Linked DNA regions of Homo sapiens: regions 1 and 2 are each linked to region 3. The links are chromatin contacts, found by Hi-C or POLR2A ChIA-PET in ENCODE. All regions are on one chromosome and are shown on one strand. Each heading gives the region's core, a stretch centred on a gene start or an enhancer-like site at or near the end of the contact. The rest is flanking DNA. Distances are from core to core; before and after follow the strand shown.

The links. A loop is a pair of places that touch in the nucleus more often than their neighbours do. ChIA-PET counts read pairs that join two places held with the same protein, here RNA polymerase II (POLR2A). Pooled maps may share reads with other maps.
Region 1: a map of CD4-positive, alpha-beta T cell shows a loop between it and region 3 (3-fold over the local background). The contact joins the promoter of PITPNM1 here to the enhancer-like site in region 3. A Hi-C loop is called at or near these places in 7 of 168 maps with a recorded cell type or tissue (B cell, CD4-positive, alpha-beta T cell, CD4-positive, alpha-beta memory T cell and 2 more), 1 of 37 single-sample maps with no recorded cell type and 15 of 50 pooled maps. POLR2A ChIA-PET finds 5 or more read pairs at or near these places in 2 of 52 experiments (CD4-positive, alpha-beta T cell and OCI-LY7).
Region 2: a loop to region 3 is called in a map of Caco-2, with 3 times the contacts of the local background. The contact joins the promoter of GSTP1 here to the enhancer-like site in region 3. A Hi-C loop is called at or near these places in 2 of 168 maps with a recorded cell type or tissue (Caco-2 and PC-9) and 7 of 50 pooled maps. POLR2A ChIA-PET finds 5 or more read pairs at or near these places in 3 of 52 experiments (CD8-positive, alpha-beta memory T cell, Caco-2 and T-cell).

What each region holds. Positions count from the first base shown.
Region 1 is chr11:67,503,949-67,506,648 of GRCh38, reverse strand. PITPNM1 (phosphatidylinositol transfer protein membrane associated 1) reads left to right here and starts at 1,286. Exons shown (of 24, transcript NM_004910.3): 1 at 1,286-1,461; 2 at 2,428-2,546. The coding sequence starts at 2,469. It overlaps CDK2AP2 (cyclin dependent kinase 2 associated protein 2), which reads left to right. Exons shown (of 4, transcript NM_005851.5): 4 at 1-152. RefSeq lists silencers at 990-1,619, 1,830-1,989, 2,000-2,119, 2,200-2,299 and an enhancer at 2,078-2,700.
Region 2 is chr11:67,582,488-67,585,187 of GRCh38, reverse strand. It overlaps GSTP1 (glutathione S-transferase pi 1), which reads right to left and starts at 1,376. Exons shown (of 7, transcript NM_000852.4): 1 at 1,344-1,376; 2 at 1,019-1,054; 3 at 618-724; 4 at 416-503; 5 at 1-50. The coding sequence starts at 1,344. RefSeq lists silencers at 997-1,146, 1,464-1,606, 1,157-1,776.
Region 3 is chr11:67,247,485-67,250,184 of GRCh38, reverse strand. It overlaps KDM2A (lysine demethylase 2A), which reads right to left. Exons shown (of 21, transcript NM_012308.3): 16 at 1,815-1,904; 17 at 1-99. Among named protein-coding and RNA genes, the nearest start is that of GRK2, 18 kb to the left of the region's middle. Within about 2 kb of position 1,340, at least 10 of the 41 ENCODE cell types and tissues checked have a DNase peak (open chromatin) inside an H3K27ac peak, as active enhancers do; they include PC-9, where a contact is called at or near this core.

The DNA of each region.
Region 1 (2,700 bases), core at 37-2,536, 260 kb before region 3:
TTTGTCCCGAGCCTCCTTCTCCCCCAGCAGGGGCACAGGCCTGGCACCTCCCTGCCTTGTGTCCTGAGCCATAGTGACTCTTTTATCTGTGTGTCTTTTGCTAAATATGCCCTTTTTATATTAATAAAAGATGATTTGGAGTTGTGCTCTCAGCTCTGAGCCTTTCTGGGTCTGGTTCTTCAGCTAAGCCTGGGTGGGCCAGGCAGAGACAGGGGAAGAGGAGACTATGGATGGGGAGGGTGTGATTAAATGAGGTTTGACTTGCCTCTGTAGGCCATCAGCCTTTGGTGGGACCTGGGCCCTCTCCGCCCCAGCCGTGGCGCTGAGAGCCCTGGGCCTTCCTGTGGTGCCACCAGGGGGCAGCACAGGGCCTGGCTGCTTCCACAGCCCTTGGCGCTGTGGGCAGCCTGGGCCTGGAGGGCGCTTCCTCTGGATTGGCGGTGATGCCTGGCAGCATGGAAATGCCAGTTCACGTAAGCCACTCCCTCACACGCCCTAATGCCCTGACAACACCCCAGCCTCTGAATCAGCCCTGAAGGTCTCTGACTTCTCAGAGAGAAAGGGCACTGCTGCTTCCAGCACTTGGCCTCAGTGTCAAGGGGAGGGGCTGGCGGGGTGCTGCCGTCACTGCCCCAGCACCTTGTAGCAGGCTGGGTGGGATCCCATGAACCCAGCCTTGGGGTGCCTCGTGAGGCCTTTGCCCAGACTCCGGGTGGCTGGGTGACCGGACTTGTGGACCCGGAAGGCAGAGGTGGGGGAGGCTTTGTGGCACCATGCAGGGGCTAGCCCAGCCACTCACAGTGACAGCCCGTTTCTGCCTGGGCGTGTAGCTGGGTGACCATAGAGGCCTGGGGCCCTGGAGCCGAGCCCAGCCCTAGGTGGAGGCATGTCAGAGCCACCAGCTTCTGGCTAGACTGGTGGGGAGGCATTTCCTCAACCCTGGGTCCCAAATCTAAGGACTGCAGAGAGTGAGAAGAGGAGAGTGGGCCTGGGACCCCCCATATCAAACCACCCTGTGACTGCACACAGGAGGGCTGGGCTAGGGTGGAGATAGGAACTAAGAGTCTTTGGGGACCCCAATCAGCACAGAGGGACTAGGAAGAGCCAGAATTTAGGCAATGGCCTTTTTCCCACTGCCCGGGGGAAGGAAGGCAGGGGCCTCCCTCCCTGCCTCCTCCGCTGCAGGCGGGGCTGCCCGGACCCCGCCGGGGTGGGGAGGGCCAGCCGGGCCCAGGAAGGGGGCGGGGCGGCCGCAGTGACGCGGCGGGCGTCGGGGAGGGACTGCAGGGGCGCCGGCGGGCGGATCGAGAGGAAGGTCGGGGCCATGGGCCGGCACTGCGCCTCGGGAGGGTCCGGCCACCGCTGGAACCCGAGGCCGGGGCTGGGGGCGCTCCGGGCTCCGACCCACGGGCCGGCCGGCCCTGCCCGGGCTGGGTGAGGGGCGCCCGCCTCAAGCTAGAGGTGAGCCGGGGCGTCGGCAGGCGGGCCAAGAGCGCGGCAGGGGACCGGGACGCCGGCGAGCAGAGGGAAGTGGGGACAACGGGGCCTCTCGCTTGCTCGCGGGGTGCGAGTGGGGGATGGAGGGGTGCCTGCAGCGGAACCTCGGTGCCAGTCTGGGGCGCAGGTGGACGGAGCGGGTCTCCAGGGCCATGGCCCGTGGGATACCAAGTGGAGCCACTCTGGCCTCAGCCTGAGGAGGGCTCACCCCCTGGGAAGAGGACGGAGTGGCTGCCTAGGCGCGTGGAGAGCCGGCGAGGGCCAGGGGTCCAGGAAGGATGCTGGGAGGGGGAGGTCGAGGACCCGGCTGCCCAAGAAGGCAGATCTGGAGGGCGGAGGAGATTACCGGTCCCGGAAGGTAGGTTCGGGTGCAGGGCGTGGGGAACCCTGGCAGAGATGCTGGGCGCACTGGGCCACTCCGCGCAGAGACACTCGGGGAACAAAGCTCTAGGTGGACGTCCGAGAGTGGGGGACTTGGGACCCCGCCGACTCCGGGAAGGGGATGCAAGGGGCGGGTCCCCGAGGGGCCGGTCGCGGAAGGCGGGCCCGGAAGGAGGGGCCCCGGGGCTTCGGGGGCGCGCCCAGAGGGATGCCGTTTCCCGGGGTTAGGACGCGGTCGCAGCGGGAGAGGTGAGGTGGCCCTCCCGCCCGCCGGCCGGAGCCTGGCGCTCCGGGGGGCCCGCGTCAGCGCGCGGTTGCCATGGCGACGGGCGGGCGGGGGGCGGGGGCTGCGCGGAAAAGAGGTCAGCGCTCAGCCTCGCTGCGGCTCCCGGCCCCGGCGGCGCGGGCGGCGGTGCTAGGCTCGCCTCTGCCTCCCTCGTGGCGGGCCCGGACATGGGGTCCCGTGGCCTGAGTCCCTCGGCCGGCGCGCAGGGCTCGGGGCCGCGCGCAGCCTCCCCGCACTGACTGTCGCGCCGTGCCCTGCGCCAGGAGGAGCGGAGGCCGCGCGCGGCCCGCCGAGCGCCTTCAGGATGCTCATCAAGGAATACCACATTCTGCTGCCCATGAGCCTGGACGAGTACCAGGTGGCCCAGCTCTACATGATCCAGGTGAGGGCGGCGGGGAGAGGGCACCCGGGCAAGGGGTGGAGCCCTGCCGACCCCGCCAGCCCTGCCCCGGGGCTGGGACCGGCTGGGAGCCCGGAGGAGGCAAGAGAGGCCCCCCTTCAGATGTGGGAATGGGGAAGGACTGTGGGAAGAGGGG
Region 2 (2,700 bases), core at 127-2,626, 330 kb before region 3:
ATTCACCATGTCCACCAGGGCTGCCTCCTGCTGGTCCTTCCCATAGAGCCCTGGGGTTGGGTGGAGGGGAGCAGGCCGCGTGACTGGGCGCCTGATCAACACACAGTCACTGGGGATGGGCCAACCAGGGGGCTGTCTGTGAGCCCCAGCCTGGGAGGAGGGGAAGAGGATGTGCGTGGAAGGATGAGAGACTGCCACACAGCAGGTGCTCAGAGCTCACCTGACACCTGGGAGGCAGCCTGGCACAGGGCAAGGATTGCAGGCACCCAGGCTTGACCTTGGGCAAACTACGTAACCTCAGTGGGTCTCAGTTTCCTCCACTCCAGAGGGCTGCGGGGCAGCTGATTTAAACAAAAGGGCTCCGGGGGCAGAGGCTTGCCCATGCCTGCCCTGGACTTGGAGGTTCAAGACTCACCAAGGGTGCGGCCCAGGTGACGCAGGATGGTATTGGACTGGTACAGGGTGAGGTCTCCGTCCTGGAACTTGGGGAGCTGCCCGTATAGCTGTTGGGGGAGGCATGGCTCAGGGAGGGGCACTGAGCTTGGGCGTCCCCCGATCCTAGTCACAGCCCCCTAAGGCCCAGCACCCCCTCCCCTTGCCCGGGCATGGTCACTTACGCAGGAGGCTTTGAGTGAGCCCTCCTGCCACGTCTCCACGGTCACCACCTCCTCCTTCCAGCTCTGGCCCTGATCTGCCAGCAGCATGCGCAGGGCCGCGCAGCGGCCTGCGGGGAGGGAGAAGTACGAGATGTGGGGACCGGGCCGACTCCGCCTCGCAGCAACCCGGGGAGGGGTCAGGAGTGCAGGGAGGGAACAGGGAAACAGGTTCCTCCGAAGATTTCACACAACACTGGGGCGGGGAGCAGGCATGGCGGGAGAGGCGGGGAACAGGAAGGAGGCCCGGGGTAAAAGCCACACGACGGAGGGATAAGGGGGTTCGGATCTCTCCGGGTGGGCGAGGGGCTGTGGGCTGCAGCCCCAGCCCCTGCCTCCCTTCCCTGCCAGACACATGCTCCTACCTCGAACTGGGAAATAGACCACGGTGTAGGGCGGCACTGCAGCGAACAAAGAAAAGTTTGCTGGAGCCCGGGGGAGGATGCCAAGGCGCGGTGAGCGCAGTCTGCCCCCCCTCCCCGCCCCCGGGGTCCCATCCCTCCCCGAGGCGCTCCGGGCCCCCTGAAAGCCGCTAACGGCACTGGGGACGTCCTGGGTCCCCTAGGCCCCCGTCCCGGGTCTCGAGGTGGGCGAGGAGCCCTGCCGGGAGCCCGGGCCTGATGCTGCGGGTTGGCCCCATGCTGGGAGCTCTGAGCCCCATCCCCGGGGACGCGGGCCGCGCGTACTCACTGGTGGCGAAGACTGCGGCGGCGAAACTCCAGCGAAGGCCTCGCGGCCTCCGAGCCTTATAAGGGTGGTCCCGCCCCGCTCCGCCCCAGTGCTGAGTCACGGCGCCGGCCGCTCTTCTGGAGGGTCCCGCGGACTCCCGCCGGCCCCAGCCCCGGCGGCCGCTGCACCCCGGGCGTCGGCCGCAGAGGGGCGCCCTGGAGTCCCCGGAGTCGCCGCGCAGCTGGCCGGGGAAGCCTTTCCCTCTTTCCCAGGTCCCCAGCGGGGCCTAGGGAGTAAACAGACAGCAGGAAGAGGACCGCAGCGAAGTGTGCGCAGCGAACTGGCGCGCCGGGACATCGCGGGGGGAAATTCCCTAAGACCGCTGCGATCCCGGAGCTTGCACACCCGCTTCACAGGGCAGGGGAGAGGGGTGGAGGCCGCTTAGAGGAAAGGAAATTGCTTTATTTTATTTTATTTTATTTTATTTTTTTATTTTATTTTATTTTATTTTATTTTATTTTATTTTATTTTATTTTATTTTATTTTGTGTTATTTTATTTTATTTTATGACGTAGTCTCACGCTGTGGCCCAGGCTGGAGTGCAGTGGCGCGATCTCGGCGGCTCACTGCAACCTCCGCCTCTCGGGTTCAAGCAATTCTGCTTCAGCCTCCCGAGTAGGTGGAATTATAGGTGCGTGCCACATCTGGCTGATTTTTGTATTTTTAGTAGAGACGGGGTTTCACCATGTTGGCCGGGCTGGTCTCGAACTCCTGACCTTAGGTGATCTGCACGCCTCGGCTTCCCAAAGTGCTGGGATTACAGGCGTGAGCCACCACGCCTGGCCGTCCAACTTTTATTTGAAGTTCTGGGGTACATGTAGAGGATGTGCAGGTTTGTTACATAGGTGTGTGCGCCATGATGGTTTGCTGTACAGATCATCCCATCACCCAGGTATTAAGCCCAGTATCCCTTAGCTATTCTTCCTGGTACTCTCCCTCCCCAGCACCCCGCTCAACAGGCACCAGTGTGTGTTGATCGCCGCCATGTGACCATGTGTTCTCATTGTTCAGCTCCCACTTATAAGTGAGACCATGCGGTCTCGCTGGTTTTCTGTTCCTGTGTGAGTTTGCTGAGGCTAACGGCTTCCAGCTCCACCCATGTCCCTGCAAAGGACATGATCACGTTCCTTTTAGTGGCTGTGCCTTAGGCTATTTTCTTTGGCTTTGCTGCCTACTTTCTGTTGATTTGCAGATCTCCATTTATTCTAGATATTGATCTCTTGTTGGCTTTAGACATGACAGACAGCTTCTCCTATTCCATCAACTGTCAAGTTTGTCCAAGGAGTCTTTCATGAAACAAAACTCGTTAATTTAAGTG
Region 3 (2,700 bases), core at 91-2,590:
TGAATGAGGCGGGGGCGTGAGAGGCTCATCGCAGCTCCGCAGGGGCCGCAGGACTTTGGCTTGCACAGCTTCTTCGTCACTCTCTTCCATTTTCCGCTTCTGCAAAACAGGCCCAGAAAAGCAACATCAGTGCTTCCTTTCTTCCAAACCCTCTGAACCGACAGGGTGGACCTCCCTTGCTCTCAGGGGACCAGAGAGAAGAAAGGTCACGTTGGAGAGGGGGTCATTCCCTCAGAGTCGGCCCAGGCTGGTCTCCAACTCCTGGGCTCAAGTGATCCACCTGCCTTGGCCTCCCAAAGTGCTGGAATTATAGGTGTGAGCCACTGCACCTGGCCTGACCATTTTTAATTGCGTCTCTGACTTACCTCTTTCACCCAAGAGACGTATTTCTGTTTCATGGTGGAAAAAGCCCACATATACCATTTGAACTAAGATCCTGAGTCTGACAATGGTAAACACCATTGGCTTCTAGCTCTACCACAGTCTAAGTTTGACTCCACCAGGCTGCGTCTTCCACTCCAACCCCCACGTGAATAATAAAGCAGATAACAAGAACCTCTCTGAGAAACTGGGTTGCTACAGAGAGATTCACTCAGGATTATGGTGAGGAATCCCACAAGAGCCCCCAACTTTATCTGTGGCATTTGTGCTCTCTAGATACTTGTCTTTTCCTGGAGCCCACTATGACTATGCTATGACAAAGCCCAGTAAACATGTTCCACTAGGAACCGTATCAGTAGTTCAGGTTTTTTGCAAGGAGACATTTTATGTCTCTAAGCAACAACCCTGTTCTCTGCTCCTTTTCCTCCTTACATTTTTTTATCATTATGGTTGGAAGAAAATGACCACCTTTTGGGTGCTACCTTTTCCAATGTATTAGAAGGTAATACTAAAACACAGCCATCTGCCAACAACACATCTGCTACAGCAGAGATGCAAACACTCAACATCACTAATGAAGACACATGTAAAGGTCACTAGTGCAAGAACTAAGGAGAACTTTGGCCCTAGTCAACTTCAAAAATCCTTGCCCTCAAAGACAAATAGATTGAAAAATTCAACTATCTTAGTATCCAAGTGGGAAGAAATAAAAAGTAAGAAAATTCCTTTCTGCCCCCTTCCCTGCTCCCGTGCAAGGGTCCTTGAAAGACTGGCACTTGGAAAGCCATCTCCTCCTGTAGGTGTCCACAGCTGGTCTTGCCTTGTCAGCCTGAGTAAGTACAGTCCTTTTGGCCCTTTGACATTATTGGCAACCACTGGTCAGCAACCTCAGCTCCTCTGGGCCAAGGTCATAGCACTGGTCCTCTCTGGGGGAGGGGCTGCCTCCACATGACACATTTGGGCATGTGGGATGGGCAGGGCAGGGCTTTCTGCCAGGCCACAAAAGTGAAGATGACAAAAATGTGAACCTGCTTAACTGGAAGCTCAAGTACACTGCTGCACTCACTGGCTGCCTCAGGCCACTGCCTCTCCTCTAGTTAACATTCCTCAGGAGGGATCATACTCACCTAATTTCTCTCCTCAAATAGCCCAGCCGTGGTTCCTCTCTTTGTAGGGCCCCAGAGTATAAAAGGACCTTAGGAATTTGCAGATCCCAAGTGGAACAACATTTAGTAATACAAAACACAATGCTACAAACTCTAACAAAGAAAATACTAAAAATTAACCAAAGGAAAAACATACCAAACCAAACAAAAATAATCTCCTAGGTCAGAGAAACTGTGTGAACACTAATGCAAAGGCAAACGTGTAGCAATCCCCCACATTTGATGCCTCCTTTCTGTCACAGTGCAAATCTGATAAGGTTCCTTTACCTGGGCTTTCTCCGAGCTGTCCTCCTGGTAGCACTTTGGACATTCCCAGCAATTTGGCAATTCTTCGTTAAGCAACCCCTCTCCGTCCATCTATAGGAAGACAGAGATGTTTTTAAAAGCCTGTCTCTCAAGCTTCCTTTATCCAACAATAACACAGTTGGGAAGAGTTACTCATTTCTCAACAACATTGGTCCATAAAGGGAGAAAAACTGTGAGCAATCCAGCCCCAAATAGCCAATGGTGCTGAACCTGATCTTGACAGTGCGGCACAGGTTCTGATAGCTTGGGTTTAGGGACTAATGCTCTAGTCTCTGTGACTCAGTGTTCTCCACTGTAAAATGTTGGCTGATATTATTACCTTCACTTTCCCTCAGGAACTAATACACAGAGATACAACAATATAATTGCCAGAGATACAACAAAACCCACCTTATAGGGTTGTGGTGAAGATTATTCATTGTGTAAAGAATTTAACAAAGGTATGGCATACAGAAAACCCTTTGTATTAGCCATTATCATCATCATGGAATTAATACCCTATTTCACCAATTCTTTGGGTTTGAGATATGTTAATAGATGTAATATGCACCATTTACATCTTCACCAAGTTATAATTAATCAAACAAACTTTTAAGATTGTAAAGTTGGCCGGGCATGGTGGCTCACGCCTGTAATCCCAGCACTTTGGGAGGCCAAGGTGGGGAAATCACTTGATGCCAGGAGTTCAAGACCAACCTGGCCAACATGGTGAAACCCCAACTCTACTTAACACAAAACTAGCTGGGCATGGTGGTGCATGCCTGTAATCCCAGCTACTCAGGAGGCTGAGGCAGAAGAATTGCTTGAACCCAGAAGATGGAGGCTGCAGTGAGCCAAAATCTCACCA